Linked DNA regions of Homo sapiens: regions 2 and 3 are each linked to region 1. A link is a loop called in an ENCODE intact Hi-C map of the cell type or tissue named here. Cell type or tissue: chondrocyte. All regions are shown on one strand. Region 1 overlaps SMYD3 (SET and MYND domain containing 3). Region 2 overlaps KIF26B (kinesin family member 26B). Region 3 overlaps KIF26B (kinesin family member 26B).

Region 1 (8,000 bases):
GGCGAGACAGGTCAGTATTTGGCACTTGATGTCTTTTAAATTGTCTCTATTCACACATCAGGAAGGCTGCAGCTGATTTCCATTTATTTTTTAGTTTTTTAAAAAATCTTCTGAGAATAAGTCAGAATTATACAGGGGCTGCATATCACTTTCCAGCTTTCCCCCTAACTTTGTAAGTATGTGGGGAAAGACAGATGTGCAGTAAGGGCTTCTCACATTATCACCCAGGAGTTCCGTCTGGGAAACAGGGAGCACGTCCCAGTTCCCCTTTGGTAGGAAGAGGAACCTACGTGGGTCCAGCCTGGATATCCCTGGACTGTTCCTCACCACCCGTGTCTCCCCTGTCCCGCCCCCCGCCGCCCCTCCAGCACCCCAGCCCCTCCAACATCCCAGTCCCTCCAACTCGCTCATCAGTTTTAAGGTAGAATAGCAAGGCGGGCTCTTCCTACAAAGTAGATTTTTACTTTAACAACTTTAAAATCCACTTTGGGGCTTTGGGGGACCATGACATATAGGTTAGATTTCTTTTAGCAGTCAGGACGTGGTTGTGCTTTCAACACAAACATCAAATCACCGTCTTTAATTTTTAAAACCAATCCTAAAACAGTGTAGTAGAATTGCTTCCCAAATGTCAAGATCCCGCCTTTTCTCCCCTTTCAATATCTAGCTGTCTTCGGAGTATATAAAACCCATTCACAGAGCTTGGGAACAATTAGGTTCTCAAACTCCACATCTCATATGGAGGCCAATTGAAGATGAACATCTTTAAATGTCAAGAGGTGTGTGTTCTGGCCTGTAACCACGGCTCCATATGTGTGCTGGTTCTGACAGGGGCCCTAAATTCAGTGACGACGTCTGGTAATGATTGAGAGTGACTGCTGACTGGAGGTTTGAAGGACCTGGCTTCCCCCACTTTTTCTTTCTTTATCCCTTTTGCAGTTTTCATAGGATTCTCTGTTTGTGAGAGGATTCTGCAGTAAGCAGGTACTTGTGTTTTGCTTTTATAACATCACTGTAAGCGTGCCCCTTTACATGCTTAAACTATGCCCATATGACTCTCTGCAGAAAACTGGACCTGTTTCCTAGGCCCTGCTGTATTCCAGCTGAGAGGAGGCATAGGACATACCAAGGGAGTTTTGATTTGCTTATCCTCACATCCTCTAATTTAATGGGTAGCCCTTTATAGAGACAGGTGACTATCCGCATTTTAGATGAGCAAACCAATGTTCAGGGAAGTTGCCCAAGGTCAGAGAGCTAGTTAATTGAGAAACCAGGATTGAAAATCAAATCCAGTTCCAAGTACAGCGTTGGCTCCACCATATGTGATGGTCTTCCAGCTGTAAGCGTTTGCTTTGCTACTGTGAGAAACATTTATACTTGTCTGCTGAGTCATAGGGCAATGGGAATATTTTTGGCTTGCTCTATCTGGCTAATTAAGCAATGGCAGTAAGATAGGCAGAGCCCACATTTTTGAGGTTTTTCTTTGTAACCAACATTCTTCATGTAATGTTTCCCCCTTAAAATGTTAAAATTAGGCCAGTCCCAGTGGCTCATGCATATAATACCAGCACTTTGGGAGGCCAAGATGGGCAGATGGCCTGAGCGCAGGAGTTTGAGACCAGCATGGGCAACATGGAGAAACTCCATCTCTAGAAAAAAATACAAAAAAATTAGCCAGGCATGGTGGTGCACGCCTGTAGTCCCAGCTACTCGGGAGGCCGAGGTGGGAGGATCAGCTGAGTCCAAGGAGGTTGAGGCTGCAGCGAGTCATGATTGCACCACTGCTCTCCAACCTGGGTGACAGAGTGAGACGCTGTCTCAAAAAAAAAATTATTATCCCTTATTCTTTTATTTCTTATAGTGTCTGTAGCATATAGGCCTCCCCAGGGAACAGTGCTGTCCATTTTCTGGGTTGCCCTGCCTCAACACAACTCTCCAGACCACCCTCTGTCTGGCCTCAACCCTACGTAACCCTTTGTGTGCACATACATTCCCTGGGCTCCCAAGGATAGAGCCTCTTGCATGAGGAAGCTGGATGAAAGCCTGGAAAGGTTATTTTGTTTAAATTCTTACCTTGAAGTTCCTTTGGTGAGGGAGCCAGCCTGGAAATCATTCCAGAACAGTCGTGTTTCATAGTTACAGTGTAATCGGGAGGCTGTCATTCATGGCCATTAAATTGCTTCCTTTGAAGTATAAGAAAAACCAGGACAACTTTTATGGCCCTTTAACCCACAGGATTGTAGTACACATGAATGAAAGTCAAGTGTGTTGTGGACTCTTGCAGGTACTGTGGCTGGCAGAATTCCATCTTCACCCTGGTGCTCATTCATTGGTTGACTTTCAAGTGAAAACTGGGGTGAGCGGTATCAGAATCTTGGAAGGCTTTTCTTCTCTCTCTTTTTTGCATTTTTATAAAACAAATCAGAAATGAGGAGTCTTATTTTGTAGCTTGACTAAAAATGAGAATTATTATTTCTCTGGTAGATCTCTTTGGGGCTGGGCAGCACCTTCTAGATGTTAGCACTGTGCTGGCCATTTTGCGTACCGATTTCCATTTAATCCTCACAGCAATCCTATGAAGTCGGTAGGCTCATTCCCATTTTACAGATAGGAGACAGGCTTGAGAAGGCCCCTTAGTAAGTGGCGGTGCCCGAATTCCAATCGAGGTCTGAGCCAAAGCATGTGGTTTTGCTCCCATGCCCTGTGGCTTCCCAGAACTCATACCTGAGCTTATATAACAGAGGAACATTGGTGGAGCCCCAAGTCGTGGGTCCCAGTATCTCTAGGATAATCACTTGTGTAATAAATCACTTAGATTTACACGACTGTATTATATTTTGTTCTTAAGAGAATCACATGGGAAAACTGTGGAGAAAGAAAGGCAACAAAGTAAATATTAGTGTTTAATGACTAGATGTGTGAGATATTTATATTACATATTATAATAAATTTAATGCTTCATGACATTGATCTGTATGTAATTTAAAGAGATGCTCAAAATTCAGATCATTGGAATAATAAGCAAGGTAGTTTTACATTGCTGAAAAAGGTACATCTAAAGGCAATGTATTTCTTATTGAAAATTTTGTTGATAGCTGAGCCGTTCAAAATGGGGTGGGAAGAGATAAAAAGGAATGGGGAGGGAATCTTTCAGTATGTGGATTGTAAAGTTACTCTACAATTGTTCTGAGAGGAGATAATCCATAGGACGTAACAATGTGTGAACTTCAGCTGTCCATATTCCTCAATAATATATCCTGTCACCTGTATTTATTGCCTGGAATTGTTGCAAGACGGAATTAGTCCTAAAAGAGTTTGATTAGGTCATGATAAGTCCCACCGCTCCACCAGATGGCGCTGTGGTAGCATAGCTACACCTGATGCCCCTGCCAGAGGTTTGAGAAGCAGATGACAACCTTCTGTGGGGATCCTCCAAAGCCTAATGACCTGTGAATTGGAGCCCCACAGAACAATAGAGTTTTTCCCCTTTCTGGTTCTGGGTTCGGTTCTTCTGTGTGCCTACACATCTTCACTTGGCATTTCTTCGCCCCTTTACCGTCTTTCCCTCCGCCTCTTCCATCATATCTCTTCCCTGCTCACCAATCCTCCTACCTACAACCTTTCTCTTCTCTGCCTTATCCTTCAGACTTCTTTTCTCTTTGGTGAGTGTAGAACGCACTTACATCGTGCGGTGGTAAACTGAGATGTTTCCGTGTGAGCCATGCAGTGAGGCCGAAGAATGGGTTGGGAACTACTGTAAGAGGAGGTGGCCGGGCGCGGAGGCTCAGGCCTGTGATCCCAGCACTTTGGGAGAGGGAGGTGGAAGGATCACTGGAGCCCAGGAGGTCGAGGCTGCGGTGAGCGATGATTGCACCACTGCACTCTAGGCTGGGTGACAGAGCAGGACCCCGTCTCTAAAGAAATAATAATGGGCCGGGCGTGGTGGCGGGCGCCTGTCATCCCAGCACTTTGGGAGGCTGAGGCGGTCGGATCACGAGGTCAGGAGATCGAGACCATCCTGGCTAACATGGTGAAACCCCGTCTCTACTAAAAATACAAAAAATTAGCCGGGCGTGGTGGCGGGCGCCTGTAATCCCAGCACTTTGGGAGGCCGAGGCGGTCGGATCACGAGGTCAGGAGATCGAGACCATCCTGGCTAACATGGTGAAACCCCGTCTCTACTAAAAATACAAAAAATTAGCCGGGCGTGGTGGCGGGCGCCTGTAATCCCAGCACTTTGGGAGGCCGAGGCGGGTGGATCACGAGGTCAGGAGATCGAGACCATCCTGGCTAACACGGTGAAACCCCGTCTCTACTAAAAATACAAAAAATTAGCCGGGCGTGGTGGCGGGAGCCTGCAGTCCCAGCTACTCGGGAGGCTGAGGCAGGAGAATGGCGTGAACCCGGGAGGCGGAGCTTGCAGTGAGCCGAGATCGCGCCACAGCACTCCAGCCTGGGTGACGGAGCGAGACTCCATTTAAAAAAATAATAAAATAAAAAGGAGGTGGTCATCTTGCCCGTCAGACCGGAGTCTCCTCACAACTGGCATGCGCTTCTCAGTGGACTTATGACTTGTTCCTGCAGTGAATTTGGCAATGTCTCAAAAATGATGGGTTTGGTTCTAGTAAACAGAATCGTAAGGAAGATAGGGACTCTGCAATTACAGTGGTGGATGTGGAAAGTATACAAAGTATCTGTGATCTCTTGGGGATCGCCCAGAACCAGAGCTGGAAACCAGAGCTGGAAGACTGGCGGCCGGAGAATCTGTCAAAATCTCTTGTTCTGAACAAAGGAAAGAGATCCAGAGGATCCCAGGTCTCTTTCTGGCCAGTTTAATGCTCTTCTCTGAGTAGCTGCCAGCTCCCAAAAGGCAGAGCATTGATATTCAAAGAAAGGAACCATCTGTGAATGTTATTTACTGTAGGGTCTGCAATTCTGAAAATTATCAGCCAGGGCAATGACCCCTGTTTGACTATCATTTGTAGTTCAAAAAGAGGATCATGGAAAACATTTAAACTATTTTCTGTCTTCCCCATAAAATGTTAGTCATTTATGTATAGGATTATTATTGTTTCCGTCTTCAAACCACAGCTCGCAGAGCCAGCGACCACATGATGAGAAACAGCCATGCTTCTTAGATTTTGGCAAGGGTGGCTAATGTAAAAACGGCCCATCTCCAAAACATGATGGATGCCACATACCCCATGGTTTCCAGGATGAAGCCAGACACTGTCTCTTCCATAGTACCTGGAGCAAGGAGAAACTTTCAAAAACATCTGCACCCTATAAGGTTGAAGATGGGTTGGCAAGAGGAGGACGTGCTTGTGGGAATCATACTTGTAGGTAGGCAGACGTGTTTGGACTTGCCTGGCATATTTTTCTCCTTGGAGCAATTCATCTTCTCTTGACATAAAACTTTCTCACTAGTCAGAAGCAACACTTTCCGAGATGTCATTTAATTCACACTAACAAATTACAAGGAACTTCAGGTGAATAGGTGGGAAGGCAGCGTTTGGAGCTAGCCCGATAGGATCCTAAATATGGTTCTGTCTGTTGGCCTTAGAGTATCATTTGCATCAGTCTCGTTTCCCTCCTCGTCGGGGGCGCAGGACAGCGGCCTCATTTCGTAAGACTTGAGTGAAGTGGTGTAAATGGGCTGATAATTGGTGGGCTTCTTCTTACCATCACAGAACTTTAGAAATTAAGGAAAACCTTACTCGGACAAAATAAAGCAGTCTCTAAGTTAGCTAGACTTTCGATCTATGTGGAATGTAGAAATGTGATCTTCTGTTTCCAAACACTCCATATGTCATAAGTCAAGATGTGGCTTTAGCAAATACTCACTGATAGATATGTTCTGTTAGATACGTTCTCTGTCTTCCAGCATCTTACAGTTTACTTGACAAGGTGAACTCAGCGAATCACCAGTGATGAGTGTAAGGCTTGTAGGCCTTGTATTTTAGTCTCTGTTATCTTGATTAGTGAGCGCCCTGGAAATGAAACTCCTTAATAACTGTTTTGGCCATGATGCAAAATAAAAGGTCATCATTGAACTGTGTGTATGGTGGTGTCCAGGGGAGGGGGAAACAGAGAGAAGTCCTGTGTGGTCCAAAGGGGCTTTTTAGAGTCTGGAGAAGGTTTGTGTCATTTTTGGTTTAGGGGCATGGTTGATGCTATGGGACATTCTAGAGAGAAATGGAAGGTGGACGCCCCCTGCAGACCACAGCCCTTTCTACCCCAGTGGGAGAGAAGGGAAGGAAGTAATATCCTATCTCCATCTTCACATTCTGTTTTTTTTTCTTCCATGTTCCTTTTTTCTCCTGTCTCCTTTTCCTTTCTCCTTTCTGTTGTCTCTTCCCACCCCTTCTGGGAAGAACAGAAAAAAACCGACACTTATCGGTGCCCTGCCATGTGTCATCATCTTGCCAGCTTAAGGGTAAGAAAGAGGGTGGGGCACAAGGAGCCGAGTAGCTGTGTAGATTTGTCTACAGCCTGGCAGTCACAATGCCTCCATTGAAAACCCAAGCCGCATGATTTATATATCTTATCATCATCACGAATTTTTATTCTGAGAAACTAGGCAAGAGAAAACATCTTCAGTCAACCATTACTGAGTGTAAACTAGGAGTCAAGAACAGTCATAGCCTATCTCATTTAGCTTTCTTAACCCTGTGAAGTAGGTATATTATTCCAATTTTATAAAAGAGGAACTAGGATTCAAAACGTTGAGTGAACTAGCCAGCATGTTCCCTGGTGCCTAGCAGGTACTCATTACATACTCGCTAAATGAAGAAGTAAGCAAAGTAAGTCATTGAGCCAGGATTTTAAAGCAGATTTTATAACCTCGAGTTCCGTGCTCTTTCTGCTTTATTGTTTGTTTTCTGGGAGAGACTTGGGTGAGCCTAAAAGATCAGTAGTATCCTGTACTATTTATGGAACAATTAATATTTGACTTTTGAAATAAGAATGCAGTATGTTGGTTTCATTAGTCTTTATCTCTCTTTCTCTCTCTCTTGCTTTAGGTAGTATATAATTGTTTATACATCCCTATCCTTAAATCCTTTTTCTTTCTTTCTTTTTTTCTTTTTTTGACTCACTCTTAGGTCTTTTATACTGGCAACCAGCTTAGTTGTTTAAAAACATAGATTCCAGGTCAAGAGTTTCTGGGTTTAAATCTAGGTTTTGCCATGTCTTGCTCTGTGATCTTGGGCAAGATACTTAACCTTGCTGGTTTTCAGAATTATTAACTTTAAAATGAGGATAATAATAAAAACCTACATCAAGGGGTTCCCATGAAGGTTATACAAGTTGTTATATGGATAGCACCCAGAACAATTCCTGGCACAGAGTAAATACTATCTACATGCAGTTAATATGGCAGCATTGCTAATGTTATTATTCTGTGTGCTTTTTGCAATCTTCCCCTTTTATTTCTTAAGCTCTTATTTTTTTTTTATTTCCACCTTGTTTTCTTCTTTATAGTTTGGTTTCATGTTTGGTTGTTTTTGTGGGTTTTTTTTGGTGGTAAAATATATCTAACATAAAGTTTGTGATTTGAATGATCTCTGAGTGTATAATTCAGTGATATTAATTACATCCACAGTCTTGTGCACCATATCTATTTCTAAGTTTTTCCTTACCTCAGAGAAATTCCTACCCCGTGAAGCGACAATCATCCACTCCCCTTTCACCTCAACCCTGGACACCACCAATCTGTTTTGCGTCTCTGTGAGTTTGACTACTCTCAGAACCTCTCGTAAGTGGAATCACACAGTATTTGTCCTTTTGTGTCTGGCTTCTTCCACTTAACATAATCTCTTCAAGGTTTGTCTGTGCCGTAGCATTATTAGAATTCCTTTCCTTTTTACGGCAAAATATTATTTTCTGTCTACACCACATTTTTTCTGTTCATCTGATGACGGACCCTTGGGATGTTTCCACTTTTTGGAAATTGAATAATGTTCGATGAACATTGGTGGGCAAGTATCTGTTGAGTCGCT
Region 2 (8,000 bases), 400 kb after region 1:
CCTGCCTCTATGAAAAATTTTTAAAAATTATCTGGGTGTGGTGGGGCATGCCTGTGGCCCCAGCTACTTGGGAAGCTGAGGCGAGAGGATCACTTGAGCCCAGGAATTGGAGGTTACAGTAATCTATGAGCATGCCACTGTACTCCAGCCCAGGCAACTGAGAGCCATCTCTTAAAAAAAAAAGAAACAAAGCAAGAGCCCAGACATGTGACAAGATTAAATCACCATGTACCTTGAGGAGGACCCCAAATATCACATGCTATCCAGTTCCTGCACTGCTTTACACACAGTGGGAAGGCTGGGCTTTTTCATCATCATTATGGTTCTTTTTATAGTTACCCCCCAGATTAAGTCCACATATTCACACTTTATATCCTGTCTCAAGTTAAATGCTGTGTATATTTTTATGGCATGAGCAAATTCTATTAAAACCCAGATCACTGCTTACATCAAGATCAAGAGAAAGGGCTGGGGAGGACGGAAGTGCAGAGAGAGGCAATGGCTTTCTGTCCTGGCTGAGAACTGGCCTCTGTGAGCTCCAGCAAGGCCTCTGTTGGAATCTCTGCCAAGGGACAGTTTTTGAAGCTCCTCAATTCACTAAACATATCAAGCGTGTAAGGGCAAGGCCTGGGGAGCAGATGGCCACAGGTCAGAAGTAAGATGGGACTGTGGGGGGATTTATGAACCCCTTGTTGGGGGGCTCTGCTGCCTCCTTTCCCAGACGCTTCAGCGCTGGAGTGTTCCCGACGGTGTGCACTGCTTTCTCCAGACGCGCCCTGGGCTCTGGGCTTTGCTTGGAGGTTGCTCCTCTGGCTTTTACAGGGGTCCAACCACCAACCCACATCCTCATGGGTGCGGTGGTGCAAGGGGCCCTATCTGCTTCCCAAACAGCGGCTGCTCAGGAAATGAATATTTTCCTGCCTGCCTTCTGGGCTTGACTCTGACCTGGACCAAGTGGGAACAACTCTGCTACTTCTCTTTCCATCTATTTGGACTTGAAGGCTTTCCTACATGAATGGGTGTCCACCTACAATGAACAACATAGGTTTTCGTCGTATAACTTGTTATTGGTTATTCAGCTCAACACCTAAGAGAAACGCAGCCCTTCCTGTCATCAGAGAACTCTGGGAGGGAGACAGAGGAATGCATGGGATGACAGGGAGCTCAACGAGCCGCATGAGAAAGTGAAACTCTCACGAACCCAGTTTGGCGTGGCCGAAACAGAACACGCAGCCATCTGCCCCGTTGACCACAGACTGGATCACCTCTGCCACGGTGCCTGCACACACTTCAGCCTGTCAGACACAAGAGGAGACACGAGCCGTGAATGGACCTCGCAGCGGAGACACCACTAACAACGAAAGTGAGCCCACCTTCCTGGGGCTTCGGGTCCCAGTGTCACTGTGTTCCCAGGTGGGTTGGCCTCTGTCGTGAAGTTTTGGAGATGCTCAGAACCCCTGGCGACCTTCCGCCCTTTGCAAGCCTGAGCATTATGCACATGCACTGCAAACCACCCTTCTGCTAATCCGTGGTACGTTTCAGCGAATGCGTCTGTAGAGCAGGCAGGAGCAGGCTGGAATGGGGGCACAGTGTGCTCATGAACCTCATTCCCTTCCCTCATCTGCCATTCTGGGGTCCCGGATAAGGTCTTTAAACTCTCCACTCACCCTCTGCTGACACACGTATACATAGAGTTTATTAAACAGGCCAGGCTTATGAGAGGGAAAAAGGTGACCCACCATTTCACAAGTGAGACCTTGAGAAACACCGTAGTTCTCACGTAAGCAAGAGGTTTGTGATATATATCTGCTTTCTCTCCTGATCTCTTTCCTCATTTTCAATTCACACCTTCCTCATTTTTTTTTTTTTTTTTTTTTTTGAGACGGAGTTTCAGTCTCGTTGCCCAGGCTGGAGTGCAATGGTGCGATCTCAACTCACTGCAACCTCCGCCTCCTGGGCTCAAGTGATTCTCTTGCCTCAGCCTCCCGAGTAGCTGGGATTACAGGCATGTGCCACCATGCCTGGCTAATTTTTTGCATTTTTTTAGTAGAGAGGGGGTTTCACCACGTTGGTCAGGCTGGTCTCAAACTCCTGACCTCAGGTGATCCACCCGCCTCGGCCTCCCAAAGTGCTGGGATTACAGGCGTGAGCCACTGCGCCCGTCCCATGCTCCTCTTTTCAAAACCTGCCTTTTCTTCCTTTTGCTACAGATACATTCAACATATAGAGTATCAGTCACCACATGGTATGTTATTAGGTGTTCTTTGGCCGGGTGTGTGTGTCTGGTCTCCAATTTGATTATTAAATCCTAGACAGGGACCAGGCTCTCGATGATGTTTTGTATTTCCCCTGAACACCCGCTAATACAGAGCTCTGCGAGCCATCAGAGCTGTCGGTTTTGTGGACTAACTTGGAGATCTGGGAAATGTCCTTCTCTTTGTTTAGCACCTGAGACTTGTCACAGAAGCAGAAAGATAGCATTATTCGCTGTGCCCTGTTGCTTTCATTTCTGTCTCGGGGCCGGAGTCAGGGCTCGTGGGAGCTCCGGGAGGCAGTGCTAACATGGGGCTTTGCAGCCCTCGGGGCAGCGTGCCTCCCGGTGGGCACCTGGGCCGTGAATGTTGTTATTCAGCAGCACAGTGAACCCAAGTATTTGGAAATCAGTTTTCTCTCCTAAACTAAAATTGAAAAACCACACTTCCAACAGCTGTCACTTGTTCCAGGGTGGTCCCCAGCAACTCTGCGGGGGGCGGGGGGCTCCTCCTGGGCCAGAGGGGGTGGCAGGACAGGGCTGCTGTAGGGCACACAGGATCTTTCAAACCCCCCAGGACTTAGGCAAGGAGAGCCCAGTGCTAACCCTGAGACAGAAGCAGTAGCGTCTTGATGGAATTTGCCAGAGGCGTGTCTGCAGAGCAGGCAGAAGGCTGCCCAATGGACTAAGCCTTCTTTGGACATAAAGTGGGATGGGAGGCAGGAGGCTGAGAAATCACCTTGAGCTATACATAAAATAAGCTGTATTTGATTCTTGAGCCACCTGGGAGAATGTTGGCTGTGTGTGGACCACACTGAGTCACCCGTGCAGAGGCCGGGGGCGAGAGGAGACCTGCTGTGCAGAGTTGGGGCGGCATCCCCTGGCACAGTTCCCACCCGGCTCTCCACTGAGAAGAGCGTGGTCAGCGGGCTGTCCATCTGGTGTGTGTTAAGAGCTGGCAGGGGCCCCGGAGGCCCCTTGCTGCTTCCCCTGGGACCTGGAGAGGCATGCAGCCTTCTCGAGCACAGCCCCCATGGGAAGGGCCAGGTCTGCAGGAAGGCTCTGCCTGCCCACAAGTCCAGGTTCTCCAGCAGGGGTGTGTCCCAGCAGAGACGTGTCCCAACAGGGGCAGCCAGCGACTGCCGAAGCCACTGAAGGGTCATATGGCTCTCAAAGGCAACCATGAAACAGGACTGTTCTAATCACTGTTTAGCTTCAGGAAGCTGATTTCCTTAGAAACGAAGAGAAAGCACAATTTCTAACTGCCCGGGTCACCACAGTGGCTGCGGCTTCACAGGCTGAAAATGAGGACTGGAGAGCACAGGCCCACTCCGCACACTCCCTCCTTTCAGGCTTGGGGGCTCCAGGGGTGCCCACCCTGTGGGGCTGAGTTTGCCCTGGCCAGCAGCATGCTGCTAATATTGGCAGTGATAACGGTAAAAATAGCCGCATTTGTTGAGCACTTGCTGTGTTCCTGGCTCTGCTGTGAGCACTTCCTGTGTGTCAACTCGAGGAATCACACGGCCTGATGAGGAACATTGTGGTCATGTCCTCACCTGACAGATGAGGAAGGACACTGAGGTCCAGAGAGGTTGAGTGACTCGCCTGAGGCCACACTGCTAGGAAATATTGGATAAAATGGCAGGAGGTCAAAGATACACCACCATACCGAGCAGGATACAGAGAGGTTAACGGGGGGAATCCAGGAAGGACGTCTGCTCGGGAAAGGGACTTTGAACAAGTGACTTCATCTTTGAGTCTCGGTTTCCTTGTGTGTCACATGAGAACATCAGTGCCTCTCTTCCTACCCCACTGAATTCTAGGAAGAGTCAAATGTGTTAATGTCTACGAAATGTCTTGAAAACTGCAAATTTATACAGACATGTAATTTATTATAACATTGGAAATGTGAATGAAAGTAAGGCATTCTGAAATGAGCGAAACTCCAGTATTGAGCATACTGAGCTCTGCAGCCGAGTGTGAAATGTAAACAAAGACTAGCAATTAAAATGGACCCTTTTTCTGGAATAAATCTAAAACGCATTCATAGTCCATGCTTGATTTAGGGTTTGCTTTGGAATTCTTACAACTTGTGGAGATTTGCTTCTGAAAAGTTTTAACTGTGTTAATGAAATTATTTGTAGGCCATTTGTTAGACCAAACGTCAGGTTTAAATTACTGAGCCCATTGGGTGATATGCCACACAAAAAATGTAATAAGGAGAGAAACCATAGAACTTATTCATAAAGTACTTTGTCTTCTTGGGTAAAACTCTTTGGGGAAACCGCATGCTCAACTTCTTAATGAATGGAGCCTGTAACATGTGCTGTGTGCCCACGGTGTAATATAGGAGCCCGTGAGAACATCGCCACCTCCTCTACTCAGATGCAGCCTGGAGGAAATTCACAGAGGCTGCAAATGGTAACTATTCGCACTGTTGTCGTCAGGTTCTGCTATAGATTATTAGTTATTATCCTATACACTGTTTAATGTAAATCTTGATAAGCACTAGAAACTTACCAGAAAGATGCAAACTCCAGGCAAAGTAGGCTATATTCTATAACCTGGGTTATTCATTTCTGCAATCAGTTCTACACGTCTGTCCCTGCTCCCTCCCCTGAAGGAACAGGTGCTGTTTCGTGCCACTTAGAGGCCCATCTTCACCAAAGCTCCAGGGTGAATCCAAAGGAGAACAGATATCTACTAGCAGCTTTAGTTGCAGCATCTGGTGAGGTCTGCAGTTCATTGGCTGCCCATGGCTCAGTAATCTTGGTACCCTGGGCCCCCAAGTAGCCTCCCAATTATGCTCATAGTAGATTAATAAAAATGGCCCCAATTCTCCACCCCAGCCTGGGTGCAACTCCCTTGCAATGTGACTTGGAGCTCGTCCAATCATTAGAAGCAATCTCTTCTCCATCTCATGAAGCTGGGCCAGTAGAATCCAGCAGAAGTGATATTGGGTCAATTCTGAGCTTAGGCCTCCAGAGACCTGCATGCATGGGTCCTGGAAACTGCCTTGAGAACTAGCCCAAGCTAGCCTGCTGGATGACGACCGACAATGTGGAAGAGAGACCAGCTGACCTGGTCAAGGCTATTCTACACCAGTGTAAGGCCAGCCAACCCCCAAAGACATGTGCCTATGGTGTGATATAGGATGATCTTATTTCGCCTGGCTGATATCCAGCCAAGATCCACAGAGCTGCCTGCCCAACCCACAGCTGATCACAGACATAAAAATGAGCTGAGCTAGGACCAGAAGAGCTGCTCAGCTGACCGATGAGCAATGATAAATGCTTACTGTATTAAGCACTGAATTTTAGGGTGATTTGTAAGGCAGCAATTCAGCGAATACAACACCTGTCCCTGAGCCTCTCTTCTTCCCCTTCACTCCACTGAGCCAGGCCACAGGATGCATGTCAGCCTCGGTTTCCCTGCCTTGCACTCTGGTTCCTTACTAGGGCTACAGGCTTGCCCTCAACCCCAGTGTGCTTATACAGGGCCTAGGAGATGGCCTAATTCTAATCAGCTCCCTGAAACACTTTTTTTTTTCCCTTCGTACAATGCCCAGGCAGGAGTAGGGTCCTACTAGATCTGTCACCAGCACCTTGACGCATTGTCCTTGTCCCTTTCTGTTATCTTCCTGCTTCTGTGTGTGATCCACTGACTGGCTCACACTTCCTTCTCCCCAAGGACAGATTTTATTGAAATCTGTGCACACTGATCCTGCCCAAGGTCTGACACCAGTAATTCAAAAGCACTGGACCATTCGGTGGAGCTCAGATTGACTCCTGAAGGAACTGGTCCATCAGAATGCTCCAGAAGACACCCTCCCAGCTCAAGGGCCCTTGTGAATGAGTAAACGTTGCCCTTTCATCAACGTTGCCTGAGCCTGAGAGGGGGCTGATACCCACCTGAGAAGCGTCTTGTGGAAAAACTGCATCGAAGGCAAACATCTTTGGAGGAACCTGGTTGCCTCTCTTTTGGAAGGCATTTTGACCTCCACAAGTCAGGGGATCGTACAAGGTGATCTGCTTCTTCCGTGGGTCCACCTTTAAGAAAGAGCTGGATTCTGAAGTATCTCGAGCCAAGGTGGAACAGATGCGAAGCATGACTTTCACCTGTTAAGAAAAGATGGGCGACAGCATGGATGAAGACAGCTGGGTGTTTTACGATGGAGCACCCTTGTATACTCTGCGATATACATGCACATGGCAGCACTGAACTTTCTCAGGATAAATTATGATGAAATGCACAGTGAATTAGCAACATCATCCTTGGTGGGTCACGGGAAAACTGATTTATTTATAATTACCAGGTAGAATATTTTGATATGCCCATTACTTCAATATGGAGCTGGCACATCATGTTCTTTGTCTTCCTATTAATATAAATTGAATATTAACTGCGCCCTCGTGGCCCAATTACACAGATGAAAAGGTAGTCTGGACTGCCAAACTATAGGGGCTGGTGCAGTTTCCTTGAAGCTCACAGATCAATAAACCATGCACATAAAAGTTAGCTCCGTAATTTACTCCTTGGCTCAGCTCATCAGGACTCTGGGAGACAAAAATCCACAGTTATTAGTGTCATCATTAAAGAACCGTGAAATGGCCTGCTTTTAATGGCCAGCATTCGAAATGTGTTCCAAGGGGCAACAGTGATAAAAGACTGGTCTGCGACGTGTTATTTGGGATCCCATTAAGCGAGTGCAGAGAAGTTGTCGTTTCAGAGAATGGAAGTGCATCTCTGGAGGGAGCAGGAGGCGCTGCCCTTTAGCCCACTTTCTGCGTGATTGAACACTGAGCACCTCTGGTACCCACCACCAACCCAGCCCCGTCCTGCAGGCGAGCGAGGTGCTTATGGAAATGCACAGTCAGCCTTGGGGTTCTAAGGTGAACAGAAATCAGGCTGAGGCCTCACACGGGTCTGGAAGCTACAGTCCTGGGAAAAGGGACAGCATTTGCTCTAACTGGCTCTTTGTTACTGTGTTGTGAGTTCAGTCCAACAAATGATGGGCACTTTTTTTGAGCACCTACTATGTGCTGGGCACTGTGCTAGGCATGGGGGATGCAAAGATATGTAATGCATAGAGTAGCAGGATAGACACAGATACAGGTAATTTTAGTAATATGTGGCAACTTCGGAAGGTATGCACAAGGATTATTTCTAAATTCCTCTCTGTGTCTTGTTCTCTTTGTCTCATCAGTTGTCAGGTTTGGTGAAATCTCTGTCATGCAATTTTGAGGAGGAGGGGTGGTTGTAATTTTTAAATAAAATATTTTCAACATATAGAAATGCTCAGAGAATCATAATGTTGTTCAAGACGGAGATCCTCCTGCCAATCTCGACTCTCTCTGCTGAGCGATGAGGACTAATCTGCAGTGAGCAAAGCTGAAGGTAAAGAATCCCAAGGGCACTGGGTCCGCAGGTGTCCTGCACCGTGTCCCCGCTGTGCTTGCCTTCTAACTTAAGAACAGTTCTCCGTGGAGATCCGGAAGCCAGTGTCCCAGTAGAAGGAGCCCGAGTGTGGGACGCACTCTACCTCTGAGGGTTTAGATCTTGCTTCTCACACTGAGGTCATAGAAAGATCCCTGCCATTTTCTCTCATATGCCAGGACTATGCTGTTATCTACACGATCTCATTTAATCCTCCCAATGCTCCAGGGTGTAGGTATGCCTGTCCAGATTTTACAGATGAGAAAACTGTGTTATATAACTTGCCCCACATCACTGAACCTGTGGGTGGAAG
Region 3 (8,000 bases), 290 kb after region 1:
TGTAGATCTTTGTGGTCTATAAAGCTCTTTTTTTTGAGTTTTTCTTCTGAGCACACAAAAGGTGTGTAATATGTATCAGCACCCCAGAACCTGCTGGAGAGGGGAGAGCACAGAGGATGGGCTGAGCGGGGCAATGTAACAATTTTAAAATGAAAAAGAAAGGACGTGCTGCTTACCGTGCATGCAGGTGGACCCCAAAGTAGCTTCCTCAGGTGGCAGCGGGGTGGCTGCCCAGGGGACAGTCCCCTCCTCCTCAGCTGGCTGGATGCTCACAGCGCGCCCTTCCTGAGCTCTTGGCAAATGCACGTGTTAACCCGCTGCGGGGAGGAAGCTGGAAGTGCCGGGGAGTAGGGGAGTGAGGGAGGGCTGGACTTCCGCAGGAGAAATAAAGCGACTTGCAGTGACACTGGCTGTCCCCCTTCCCTCCCCGCCTCGCTGCCCTCTCAGCCTCCTGCTTAAGGAGACTCTTCTGGAGGTGAGGCCTGGACAAGGGCCCAAATTCTAGGAAAAGGGGCCCCTGAGGAGGGTTTGCCCTGCATGGAGGGGAGCACGTTTGCGTGTTTGTAGCAGCGTTTCTGTGTGCCGGCCCGGCTCGCCAACCTCACTGAGTTCTGGGAGCCTGGAACCTGTTTCATTCACTGCAACCAGCACGGTGTCTGGGACAGTGCGAGTGCTGCTCAGTGAGGGTTTGCTCGACGATTGTTTTATACATGTTGAGACGGAATCCACGAGCTTGAACACGACTCTTTTTCATCTCTTAGAAACATGCTTTAGGAGGCCTGAAAGCCAAGGCTGCTCCGTGGCTGTGGAGGTCAAGGCTGTGTGCGTAAGAAGCCCAGGGCGTGGGTCTGGCCTTGTGTGGGCCTGGTGCTCCTTCTCCACTGGGAATTAGGGATTAATCCCAGTAGGGGTTTGCAAATGCAGACCTTTGGTCCACTTGTCACGGGACTCTGAAATGCTGCAGGCCCCTGCCCAGGTTTTTGTTGTTGCCTCTTCCCCCAAAGTTGAATAATTGATTGATTCATTCATTCAGCTAATATTGGTTGAGCACCCACTATGTTCCATGTTCTGTTCTAGCCACTGGAGTTATAGAACAAGAGATATCCATGGGTGTTAGGAGCACTGCAGCCACTGGCAGGTCAATGCATTTACACTCCAAGTGCTCTGTAGATTTATAAGGGTTTTCTAGAAACAACACCTTCAGCTAGAAAAACAAGTGGAAGCATCAGACACTGCAACAGGTCCTGCATAGATGCGGAGGCATTTTCTCCATCCAGGTGCAGCCATAGCCTGATCTGCCATTGCTGGACAATGACATCACCTTGCTTTCTTTTCTATGACCTTCTAGTCCCAGGGGCGTCTGGCCAAATGCAGCATGGTGCCAAGGTAGGCAGAATGGCCACTGTCCTCCCTGAGACAAAGAGACAGGATCAAAAAGGATGGAAAGAATAAAAGTAAGAACAGTTTGGATAGTTTAATGGTTTGAGGGACAGATCCACCTAAGATTGTATATTTGGATAGTTTTTTTCCTAATGAAAAGTTACTTCTGATGACCACACAATACATATCCTTCCCAGAGACGAGAGGTGCTGATGTGAATTGGGACAAGATGTATTATAGGCTACGACAGGCCAGCAGAGCACTGAGAAGGTCTTTAATTGGGAGGAGTGAGGGCATTAGAAACAATTCTATAATAGAGGCTGCCTTTCCATCGTCTCCTCCCCAAGGGAATGATCAGTTTGGCACCACCTCTACCTTCTCTTCTAGTTGAAGGCATTATGTTTAGAAAACCCTTACGGCTTCTGCTCGGTTTACCCAAAGGGAGCCCAAGAAGGTCTTGGCTAGGATTTGGGGAGAAGAAAAGCAGGGAGCCTTGGAGGTGTGCATGTCCAGGCAAGCGTGGTGCAGTAGGAGACAGGGACTCAGAGAGGGATCTTGCCAGGAGTGAAGAGTATGTATTTGCTTTGAGTGGCCATCCTGCCCTATCTCCTGGGGGTGTGGAGCACTCAGTTGATTGGATGAATGTGGCACCAGCATCTAGGAAAGTCCCTCATTACTGTTCAGAGGGAAATGTCTGCAGTGGAGGGAGACTGTCCTCAAGGGAAGGGGCTACCCTGAGAGACCTTTTTCTAGTTCTGATCTGTTTTTGCCTTCTTGCCTGAATGTGCCCAGTTATAACTGAGACCAAGCACCAGTGTAACAGAGGCCCATGCATCCAGGCCCGAGCAATCTACAGTGACTGCAAATTCCCTTATTTTGTGTAAGCCCCAGAAACACTGGACTGAGGGAGGGCAACAGAAAATATCCCATTATCAACACAAGCTTCTCCACACTTTCCCCAGCGTCTGGCTCTCAGGTGTGCAGAACAAGTCCAGGGACTCTGGGACTTAGCTGACACCTCTACTCACTCCTGGCTGAGCTGCTGAACTTGTTGGGGGCCAGCTCCACAGGGCGACTAGACAGGCCTCATCCCATGAGGTCCTGAGAGGCCTGGGGGCTAGACTTGGGCCAAGGTGTTGCTGCCGTGAGAAGCACCCACCCCTAGCTCTTGAATTGCTTTCCCCCGAGGTACAGAAGGAGAAGCTGGATAGAGGAATTCACAACTCTGGGTAGAATAAAAGTGAACATTTAATGCCACCATAGTTTGATTTTTTTTTAAACACCAGATTCTTTTTTGACAACATTTTACACCTCATATGCCACAAAAAGTCAGAGATCGTAGCCAGCAAACAATGTCTTTACACTGGAAAATGCCACACAGCTTAATGGATTCATGTCACCAGTTTGTGAGAACTATAACTCTTTTTTTCTGGACTGTTCTCCAGGGAGCCTGCTCATATTTATCATAATCAAGCCAACACCTAACGTTTATATAGCTTGCAAAGGCCCATGCACAAAACTAGCCTGCCAAGGGGCTGCTGGGACCTGCCCAAGTACAGAAGAGTTGAATTTCTGACTTTAACAAATGAGTTTTATTGAAGCATTTTAACAGCAAACACTTGTGAACTAATAATGTTTTGAATGGCCCCAGTCTTCCATCTGGTTAAACAGTGGATTTCAGACAGTAACATTAAGCACTACCATTGAATTGTAAAACAAGATTTTATGAACTTATTTAGGAATTCACTGTTTCTGGCACAATAAATGCACCTGGGCAGACCTTGTCTCCACTTTTCAAATGGGCCCATTTCTACAGATAAGCATATTTATATACACATACATACATTACTAATCATGGAATTAGAGATCCAGAGCTTGAAGGAACCACAAAGATCATCTAGCACAATGTCTTCATTTTATAGGTTAGAAAACTGAGTTCTGGAGGAGTTAGGTAATATATCACGGACGGGACGACTGGCAAAGCTGGAATTAGAACTCAGGTTTTCTGTCCTATGGAATATATCACGGACAGGATGACTGGCAAAGCTGGAATTAGAACTCAGGTTTTCTGTCCTATGGAATATATCACGGACGGGACGACTGGCAAAGCTGGAATTAGAACTCAGGTTTTCTGTCCTATGGCCTTTCACCATGTCAGGTACCTCCTGTACACACACATCCGTGTATGTACACACACCTTAGAGGAATGGTATGTGTTCATGTCTACACATACCTGGTGCAATATGATCTGATGGGAAGAATCCAATAAGCTGGACTCAAGTCCCTGTTTTGCTATAAAACCACTCTGTGAACTCGGGCCAGTCAATGACTAGACTTCAGTTTCTTCATCTGTAAATGATTACCCCCAGCTCCTAGACAGACCTTTAATTTCTTCAAAGCACTTCCCATCACTTATACCACTTTCTCTTGATGCTCTCCCAGAAGGGCAGCTGTTCTGACCCCCAGTCTTCCACTCGGGAACCTGAGGCCCAGCAAAGCGAAGAGGCTCGCCCAAGGTTGCACAGCTAGTAACAACCAGGCCTGGCGGCCCATGTCCTTGCTCCTAGCTCAAGGCCTAGCCCCTCCCTGCCTCTCGGGACCCAGTGAGGGGACAAAATGCCTTAAGATTGTAAGACTCACTAAAGTACTTTGGTTTTTCCAGAGGAAAAAAACAGGTACTATATATATCCAAGCTAAGGAACTCCAATTGCTTTCCCAAACCCTCTTCAGTAGCACTAGGGGTTGGATGGGAGTCTTAGGGAAATGTAGGGAACTAATACTATCAGCACTTTCCTCAGGAATTGAATGTTGAACCATTAGGAAGAGGCTGAGTCCTCTTCCGTGCAAGCCGGTGGGCGTGGATTTCCAAGCCCATTCTCATCAAATTCAAAACGAAGGGATCTTTCCCATTTGGCTGCTTACTACAGAAACAGCTTAGATTTTGAACTAAGCCCTGTGCATTGAGGATTGGACCCTAATCCCTATTCTCTTGCTTTATCTGTCCTCTCCCCATCCCCCAGCCCATGTTTCCACTAACAGACTTTGCTTGAGTGAGAAAAACATGGAAAAAAATAGCCACAGACAGATCCAGCAAATCTCCACCTCGATGCACGGCACGTGGATAGCATTTCCAACCGTGATGCATAATAAGTAAATGAGAGAACACGAGCAATGCTGTAAAGCAACATCCTGAGTTCACAAATAAATTAGAACTTCTTCATAAATCAAATATTACAATGTGGGCTGTTAGCAGGATAGGGAATGAAAGAAGGAACCTTTTTTAGTGTTGAAGGTAATTTCTAGGTACGCATGGAATAGATGTGTGAGTGTGGTATTTCAGTACTCGCCTCCACACGTGTGGACCTTGGGAACAACTATGCTTAGAGATTAAGGTTTGTATGCAATGAAGGCTTGATACTGCCCCAAGCCGCACTGTGTCCAGTGTTATGACATTGCTGCAGGTTCTGGGTAGGGCCACCCAAAAGCAGAATGTGTTTGTTTAGGGAGGGATAAATTAGTTTCCAGGAATTTTCAGAAAAAATTTTTTTGAGAAGATGAGCTTAAATGACAGTATCTTCTCCCGGATTAGAATTACGCTTGCATTATGATGGAAATAATGAACAGGTTGTAATTTTAAAATGTGTCATTTTGTCAGGAAGATTACTAAGTGATGCACTTTATAAGCTGTTACCCACCAATGTTGACAGATACTTTCTGGAGGTGGAAAAAGAGGTATCAGAATCCAAAGAAACACTGCCCCCACCAAAATTTGAGACCCATTTACTTGCATCAGTGACACTGAACACCCAGCTTTGTTTCATTTGGTGCAGAGAAAAGTGGGCTGTGTGCCTTTCCTCCCTGCCCAGACTCCCGTGTGGTGGCATTGAAGAGTGTCCTTCATGGGGGGACAGCTGGGCCACATACCCCGGCGGCAGCATGGAGGCCCCAGGGACAGTGGCAGCAGACGGCTTAGCCTCAACTAATAGCAAACAGGACTTTCAACCTCTTTCTCACTGGCAAGTTTTCAGGGTTTAAGACGTATTGTCTTTAGAAGCGAGGGACTCTGTGTGTGCTCCAAGAATGGGTTACTAGTCCAGCAGGAAAGAACAATGAGTACAGGCAGGACTCCTTCCTTTTTTAGTTTGGAAATTAACTCATCTTTAGTCATTTTACAGTCTAAAATCCTTTTTGGAATAAGAAACCTAAAAAACCTAAAAACACTCAATATAATCAGCAGTGGCCAATGATATAGACGGCTGTGTTTGCATTGAACAAATCTGCAGATTTGTCAGCCTTGCCTTCTATCCAAAGAAGGTGGCTGGTTTACAAGGACATGAGATACACACCCAAGTGGGCACAACTGCATTTTTGGTCAATACAAACAGAACTCTGAGATTTTATCAGAAAGTCTGAGCAGCAAGCGTGAGACTTGTAGGTGCGTATAAGACTTTTTGAACCTCCACCCTGGATGGTAGATGCGGCTGGACTGAAGTCACTACCGCCTTATAAGAACATAATAGACTTCAAGTTGAAGGCTAATTTATGACAAACCAGGCCAGATTCCTGCCTGTCTAATTCCCCACGCTGCGATGCCTGGCTGTTTACCCCAGCTTCTCATGAGAGGAGCCCCTTCTCCAGCTCAGGGGTTCCCACCTTTGTCAAGACAGGACACATCTCTGCATTTGCATCTTAATGCTCCCCCATGTTAAGAATGGCAACTGGCGAATAAACAACGGGCAGAGTGTTCTGATTCCAAATCCGGAAGAGATGAAAGAGACAGCTTCCTCGTGATGTAGAGGGGAATTCAAGGACAACAAGATCAAAGTTTGCAGCTCGCAGGTGGGAACTGAAAGCCCATGATAAAGCAAACTCTCGCTCCTCAGCACCACCGTGCAATGCGACGTGGAGTGACTCCCAGGGACACAATAGCACCACCGCCCGTTCTTAGATCTTAGTTTTGCTCCGCTGCTAATGCTTCCACCTCACATATTTGGAGCAGGGGGTGAGGAGGACAGGTTCACACAAGGAGTTAGACCTATGCATCTAAATGTTAATTTCAAATATTTTTTTCTAGTCCTTTCGCTTGTGGGTAATGAAATAGAAATGGGTTCGTTGATATTCCCCCTTGCCTCCTTGGGTTCTCTATCACCAAAACCAAGGGGAGACCTGGAACTATCATGTCTGGCCACTGGGTAAGGCATCCTCCCGTGACTGGGACTGCTTCAGAATGGTCAGCCGGAACTCCTTCCTTCATCATCAATACAGTCAATTTATAGGCAGAGACAGGAACAAGCACATCATAACGTAAAATGCCTGATTTCTTCATGTGGTTTATCAATATTGGTAAATTAACATGTTTGCAGCTTATTTAGGTCAAAAAAAAGCAAAGAGAAGAGAGAGAGAATGGACAACATCAACATAAAGCATTCTCCTTCACCGTGGCCTGCGAGATCCTGCGAGGTGTTCTGTGATTGCCATCTTGGGAAGGAGTCTGACTTGCTAAGAGAACTCTTGGTTTCCTTCCGCCTTTTGTTACAGCATAAAGTTGCTACAAATGGATAAAAGCAGATTTAGGCAGGAGGCAAGCCGAATGCCACTCCCCTCGGAAGGATTCCATCGGTTTCAGTCCAGGAAGGGCACCAGGCTCTGTCACTGGCTAAAGGAAGGCAGTGCAGCATGGAAGGAACCTCAGGGGAGGATGTGGCAGGGGCGAAAGCCAAACTCATCGATGACTCATCAGATGAGTTTCTTTCCAACAAAAACAGAATATTCACCTTTGAAAATCTCCAATTAAAGACTTTTCATGAACTATATGTTTGAAACCAGCAACCAGCAGCCCAATGGCAAACTCGAAGGATTGGCTTCCCTTTGGGTCCAGAAGCCTCCAAGGATATTACTGTTAAGCAAGCCCACTTACACAAGTGCTTTGAGGCCAGAGGCGAGCCCAGAGCATGCGACTGTCCTGCAGAATGGGGTCAAGGTTAAGGAGCTCAGGGAGGTCCTGCTTCCCAGGGCAACACACTTGTCAGACTTGGGAGATACACAGAAGGAAGAACGAGCCATGCCAGAGCAGCCTCTCACTGTAGTTTAGCCTGTTCAGCCAGCAGATTTGGGCATGTCTCCTGTTTGCACCTTTGCATAGAAGCAGACTCTTATGGAAAGTGCAAAGCCAGACTCGTGACCCAGGGAGCTGGCTTCCAAAGCACATGAGCCAACAGGGCCACCTGAACCCTGTTCTGATAACAAAGGATCAGGTCATGTGAAGCTCACAAGACTTCGGTTCCCATTTACCGAGTTCAGCCAGCTGTGTGGGCTGCAGTGTCCAGAGGTACACTGACCAAGAAACGTAGTGTTTTTTTCCCCGCTTGGGGAGTGGCTGGGGCTGAGTTGTTGGTTAATAAAGACAGCCTAGCTTGGAAATAAATAGGCTCATGAAGATATGCTGCATTTGAGGGCAAAAGGGAAGCGTGCTCTGCACACGCCTAAGTACCATCCTCGATGCGAAGGCTGCAGGGACTCTTAGATTCTGGGCTGCACTATCATCAGCACCACAGCTTTTATCAGGGAAATCCCTTGACCACTCTGTACCCCAGGTTTCTATCAATCACTAAAATGGGTAT

What was found. A loop is a pair of places that touch in the nucleus more often than their neighbours do. Peaks named below come from ENCODE experiments on the same cell type or tissue, not always from the same donor. Only the 100,000 strongest peaks of a DNase experiment are listed, where the experiment ranks them.
Region 2: it touches region 1 in a loop (3-fold over the local background); 4 of 110 quality-filtered maps call a loop at or near these places.
Region 3: a loop joins it to region 1, with 2.1 times the contacts of the local background. A loop is called at or near these places in 8 of 110 quality-filtered maps.

Annotation. Positions count from the first base shown.
Region 1 is chr1:245,998,683-246,006,682 of GRCh38, reverse strand. All of the region lies in intron 5 of SMYD3 (SET and MYND domain containing 3), which reads left to right. Among named protein-coding and RNA genes, the nearest start is that of SMYD3-AS1, 110 kb to the left of the region's middle. In chondrocyte, CTCF peaks have their summits at 3,116 and 3,346 (motif pointing right); a DNase peak (open chromatin) is centred at 3,367.
Region 2 is chr1:245,600,946-245,608,945 of GRCh38, reverse strand. KIF26B (kinesin family member 26B) reads right to left here. Exons shown (of 15, transcript NM_018012.4): 6 at 6,163-6,369; 7 at 1,202-1,295. Among named protein-coding and RNA genes, the nearest start is that of KIF26B-AS1, 370 kb to the right of the region's middle. RefSeq lists an enhancer at 2,073-2,903. In chondrocyte, no CTCF peak of the experiment used is centred here; a DNase peak (open chromatin) is centred at 3,186.
Region 3 is chr1:245,704,043-245,712,042 of GRCh38, reverse strand. It overlaps KIF26B (kinesin family member 26B), which reads right to left. Exons shown (of 15, transcript NM_018012.4): 15 at 2,611-8,000. Among named protein-coding and RNA genes, the nearest start is that of SMYD3-AS1, 400 kb to the left of the region's middle. RefSeq lists enhancers at 25-524, 525-1,026. In chondrocyte, no CTCF peak of the experiment used is centred here; DNase peaks (open chromatin) are centred at 422 and 3,902.